2 separate regions of the Homo sapiens genome follow, and region 2 is linked to region 1. Evidence: chromatin loops called from intact Hi-C (ENCODE). Cell type or tissue: Caco-2. All regions are shown on one strand. Links, peaks and the distances in the headings refer to the core of each region. The heading gives the core; the rest is flanking DNA.

Evidence for each region. Peaks named below come from ENCODE experiments on the same cell type or tissue, not always from the same donor. Only the 100,000 strongest peaks of a DNase experiment are listed, where the experiment ranks them.
Region 2: a loop joins it to region 1, with 5 times the contacts of the local background. A loop is called at or near these places in 5 of 110 quality-filtered maps.

What each region holds. Positions count from the first base shown.
Region 1 is chr12:67,709,435-67,712,351 of GRCh38, reverse strand. LINC02421 (long intergenic non-protein coding RNA 2421) reads left to right here. Exons shown (of 5, transcript NR_110063.1): 5 at 1,667-2,917. Among named protein-coding and RNA genes, the nearest start is that of LINC02421, 19 kb to the left of the region's middle. In Caco-2, for the core only: no CTCF peak of the experiment used is centred there; a DNase peak (open chromatin) is centred at 1,531.
Region 2 is chr12:67,783,828-67,786,744 of GRCh38, reverse strand. No RefSeq gene overlaps it. Among named protein-coding and RNA genes, the nearest start is that of LINC02421, 56 kb to the right of the region's middle. In Caco-2, for the core only: no CTCF peak of the experiment used is centred there; no DNase peak of the experiment used is centred there.

The DNA.
Region 1 (2,917 bases), core at 151-2,650:
TTTTGTTTTCTTCATCATCTTTTCTATCTATTTATCTATCATCTATTTTTTTAAGGCTCTTCCATTCCACATATATAGTGAAAGCCTAGCTAGGCAAGATTCCTTTTGGTTGACTGAATCTTCCCCACCAGCATTCCCTCACCCCATAAGATGTTCCTGGTCCCTCCAGAGGCAAGCTTCTTACAGTTCTCAGGCTCAGATGGCCCTGTCCCCCAAAGCTCTACCTCCTCAACTTTTCTCCTGAGGATTGAGTCTCTCTCCTTTCCCCATGCAAGCTCTCCACGGAGGAAAGTCTTGGTTTCTCTTTGATGACTTGGCCTTCCTATAAAAATTGTAGAGAAGCTGATTAATAACAGCATGAGGGGACTTTAATTAATTCACTTTCTCCCACCAGGCATTAGACATATGCAGGCTGTGCTACAGCTAAACTTTAAATAACCAAGAAATGTCAAAAGAGAGATGTGGCATCCACATTCCCAAGATGATATGGTGCAGGAACAAGCATTTGGCTGGGTTTTAGGAACCTTGTGTTCCATCCTCCCTTCTTCTGCCACAAACACACTGATGGCATGAGGTGGGTCCCACTGATAATGTGCATGGCACATTCTTTACAAAGCATCTTCAGATCCATAAGGAAATCCCATCTTCTGCCTGAGCTTTATTTTGTCCCACATCCACTCCCCCACACCATCCCACACACCATCATTATCCCAATTCCTCCAGCTTGCCATCACTCTAAGCAGAAGATAATATTTTAAATTAATCTTCCGAGGCAGGCGGATCACTTGAGGTCAGGAGTTCGAGACCAGCCTGGCCAACATGTTGAAACCCGGTCTCTACTAAAAATAAAAAAAAAAAAATAGACGGGCATGGTGGCAGGCGCCTGTAATCCCAGCTACTCGGAAGGCTGAGGCAGGAGAATCACTTGAACACGGGAGGTCGGGAGGTGGAGGTTGCGGTCAGCAGAGATCATGCCATTGCACTCCAGCCTGGGCAACAAGAGTGAGACTCCATCTCAAAAAAAAAAGGAACTACAACTTATAACTACAACTTATATAGCACCTACTACATGCTACCTATAGCAGTATTTAAAGTTACCTCCTTTAACACAGTGTTCTAGAGAGGTGGGCATCATCAACCCCATTTCACAGGTAAGACCTGGAGCTTACATTTGTTGTTTTAAGTCACAAATCCACTTCAAGGTGGAGCCTGAATTTGAGCCTATCTGTCCATGCTGTCTACACTACACTCTCTAAGCAGCAAATGTCACTCTGGTTTTATTTTCCACACTGTGATTTGGTCCTTCCTTTCACATTCTTGCCTACATAATTATTCTGTCTTCTTTAAACTGCCACTCTCGTCTCCAAAAGAGAAATCACTTTTTAAACTTAAAGTAACATAGAGCAAACACTACCATTTTGAAACGGGAGCACCTCTCCCTGGCTCCCACAGCACACCCTGAATCTGGTCTATGCTGGGTTTGTCTGGAGAACTAGAGGCCGGGCAAAGATTGTGGACAGCTGTGCCTTTATGAGGGTCAAAGTCTGCCTCCTAGGACTGTGAACAGAAAGGAGGAAGTTTACCCATGGCCATATGCTGACTACACAGTGTCCTCCTTCCCTCCTCTCATTCTGAGTCACCAGGGAGTCCCGTCTGTTTTTCACAGGTTCCAGCTGAGGCACCCAACAGCAATGATGTTTTGTGAAAATAGTGTGTGATTTGGATGCAAATGATCCTGGGTTCAAGACTTGCTTCTGTAAAGAAGAGAATACCACACTCTCCTCTCCCAGTCATGTGGGGAGTTAATCGAAACCCACGGAAAGTGCATTGCATAAGGTGGGTGTCTGATAAATGCCCACACCTTTGGCTTCTCCTCTACTGATAACTCTTTTTCCCTCATCTTCCTGATGTAAAAGGTGAGTGGGAGCCTTTATGCCTTTCCCTGAAAGTAGAAGCCAGCCTCACCCCAGCCTGTGAGGCTGCTGAACCAGCCTCTTGCCCTTTCCTGCGTTTCTCAGGGCTTCCACCCTCCCCTCAGGCCCTTTCACCTCTCCATGTCATCTCTTTATTCAGTTCTCCACCAAGCCTTCCCCGCTACCTTCAGGAAGCTTTGCAAACTGGCACGAAACCCTAAATTCACAGTATAGAGTCTGGAATGCACTCCCCACTGCTTGGTGATCCGTCATACCATACTGTTTTCTGCTTATCTTTCTCTAAGACAACCTGTACCCTCAATCTGGTGCCACTTAACATGGCAATAAGAGTGTAGTAAGTAGGGCCACTTCACATGGTCTCATTTATGTAGATGCTTGTTCTTTCAAGCTTGTCACCCCCAATTCAGTATCTACTATAGATACATTGACAGGGCTTGGAAATTGACCAGAGTATGGTCTTCCGTGCCTTCAAATTGCTGTGTGGGGCTTCTGAGAAGACAAACTTTGGAAATTGCCCCTCTTTTGCAGAGGATTCAGCGGAACTCAGGAATATGCCAGTACCCACCTACCCTGTGATAGCCAGCCTCTAAAATAGTCTCCAGCGATTTCTGGCTTCCAATACTCACACTCTAATATGGTCCCCTCCCACACTGTATCAGGGTTGGTGTGTAACCAGTAGAGTGCAGGAGGAGTGGTAGATACCACTCTGGAAGAGAGATTATGGATGTCATTTGGTCCTGTCTTGCTTTCCCTTGGATCACTTGCTCTGGTGGAAGCCAGTGGCCAGTCTCATGGACAGTTGGGCAGCCCAGTGGACGACCTAACAGTTCGACTGCCACTTCATGGAAGACCCTGAGCCAGAACAAGTTAGTTAAGCTGCTCCCAGATTCCTGACCCTCAGAAACAGTGTGAAAGACAAATACCAGACTGACACATTTTTGGCAAGTTTTTGTGCAGCTATAGATAACTAACACAAACTTTCT
Region 2 (2,917 bases), core at 248-2,747, 74 kb before region 1:
AGAATCTTTAAAATTTCCTGGTAGCTTTGAGATTCTATGATACTATTAGTCTAAAAGTCCTCTATAATAGAGTTGGGAAAATGTGTCGTATATGACTTCATAAAACACTTTGGAGGAGAAAATCTTTTTATTACATTAGATTCTTTTTTTTTAACATTGGATCTTTAATGCAACATTTTCTGAGCACATGTTATGTTCTGGGTACTGAGGCACCGCCGTGAAGAATAACCTACCCTAAAGGAGGTCACTGTCATCTTCACCTCCCTTTCAAACCTCGTTCTCTTCTCTATTTTGGCCAGTTCAGAGTCCCACTGAATAAGACAACTGCATAATTTATCTTCCAAATCAGGACATTTTTTGAAAGTGATAAGGGTGCTATTAATAATTGTACCAGGACAACAGGTGTAAAAAGGGACTTTCCAGACAAATAAAGACATCTGGTCACACTATTAATATACCCTAAATCTTCTTTGAAGTTGAATGTGCAGACTGGGCATCAATTGCTTTGTCAACCCAGCTCTTTCGACCCTTTTTTTCTGTAGAGTGCTCCTCTCTACTTTGCCCATTCCAGAAGTGTGATTCCTGGTCGCTCTTCAGCCACCACAGGTGGTACCAGGCCCAATCAAGTCTGTCCCTGAGGTATTTTTAGAACTGGCTCTCCCTAATGGTAAGATACAAACTTGGGTACTATTGGTGAGGAAGTGGTTTATGTAGAGAGAATGAAGTTAACATGAAGAAAAGAAGAGGTGAGGAGAAATTGAGAAAGAGGATCCTGGCAGGACTTGACTCGAGTTTCCATTTTCCTGATGATTACCTGCATATCATCGTTTGTTATTTCATTGTTCAATCTTTTAACTATATGAGATATATCATATTCTTCCAATATTGTTCCCTTTTTACTTTAGCTAGTTTGAGTTGGGTTTATGATACTTTCAATCCAAATTGCACTGACTAACCCAAGATGCAAAGAAATGATTTAAGTAGAAAAGGTGGCTCCCAAAAAGCTTCCGTCATTTGACAGAAACCTGTAAGTTTGGCCCTATTCTAGTAATATATTTAAGTAAGTCTGGGGCTTCGTGTCAATTCACCTATGCTCTTCACTGACCCCCAACCTTGAACATCTGTTTGATAAATGTGCTCTCTCCTGGTCTGAGACCAGCCTCATCTTTGCCACCAACTTGTGTTGTTGGGCATCTTTCTTGGTCCTTGTTCCTGAGTGTCTGTTTTGGTAAGTTGTACCTATCACAGGTCCCTCATAGGTTAGGGTCCCTCCTTGATTTTTTCAATCCACAGGACTGACTCCTTCAGCTGTAGATGTGGCCTTGTTACCTGCAGAGGATGCTTCTTGGTCCTTATTGTACTTGCCCTCTGTGCAGCATTAACACTGCTGCTCAGATATTCTTTCTTGTCTTTACTTCTATGACATTAATTTATTCCCATTCTCATCCTACTTCTGTAAGTACTTCTCGATGTGTTCTCATACCACTTCTACTTTTGTCTGCTGCCAAAACTTTAGTGATCTAGGAGAGTCTGCTTATTCCCTCTTTTCCTCTAAATATTCTTCTTAGACAATTTAATTGAATCTTATGACATCAACCACCAACAACAGGCTGATGACTCTCGATCCTGTTTTTCCAAGCCAGTTCTTTCTTGAGCTCTTGATTCATAAATCCAACTGTCTATTGGACATCGTCCACTGGGTGGCCCATTAAGTGCCTCAAACTGAAAGCATCGAAAACTGAACTTGCCTTTTCCACAACACTGTTCCATTTCTGATGTCCACACTAGCAGCTAAAACAGAAACCATTCTAGCTCCTTCCACTTCCTGGAATACAGTTCAGAAGTCACTTTGCCCTCTTAATTCTACCTCCTAATAATTATTGAAGCTGTCCCTATCAATTCTCACTGCCAATGCCTTACTTCTTCTCCCTTCTCTTAGTTCCTTCTCCCTTTTTTCTTTTATTATTTCAATGGTATCTTAAATGGTTTTTATTCATCCAGGCCAGCCGTCTTAAATAAACTTTCTTTGTGCTACTATCATAGTATTTCTAGAATACTCTCAAATTCAAAATTCTCCAGTGACTATTATCTACAAAGCAATGTACAAACTCCTCAGTAAGGCCTGAGAAGTAAGGCCTGAGAAGTCACTCTAGATCTGGCCCAGCCACACTCCCTAGACCCTTGTTCAAACACTCTACCAGCCAGCAATGGAAGGGCATCCACACTGGACAGTTGGCCTTTTTCTTAATGGCCATGCCATATTGTCCTATTTAGCTTCTTGACGAGAATGTTTTATTCATCTTTGTCCAGTGAAGATTTGACACGAAGATTTTTCAATACATGCGCTTGATGGAACCTCTGAACTTTCTATTTGGTTACTCATCACTGTGTCTTAGTGACCCAATGGGACCTTCCACAACTCTATCATTCACAGAGTGGAGGAAGGTCCCAATTGCTGATAGTTGCCCCAGGATCCCCTGTGCTTCTCAAATTAAGTCCTTCAGCAAGCATTGCTCCAGAACTTTACCCAGTTTCTTGCCTACTGCTGTTGTCAGTCTAGTTTGAAACCAGCTTCTTCCTAGTGAGGTCTAAGTAATGGGGAAAGGCTTGACATAGGTCCTAAGAAGTGTCATGAATCCATGTCAGATGATATAAGGAAAAGTAGGGGAGGGAGACTCATCTGAAGGCAACTGTGTGTCAGGATTTGTGCTAGAATGTCTCCATATGTTATTTGACCTAATCCTCTCAGAAACCCTGTGGAATAGACATTACAATTTCCATTTTAAAGAGGTTCAGTGAGGTTCCATAATCTACATAAGGTCACCTAGTTGTTAATTGGCAGAACAGACGATCAATCCAAGCCTGCTTGCTCTACAGCTTATATAATTCCTACATGCCATAATTTCCTCAAGAGGGC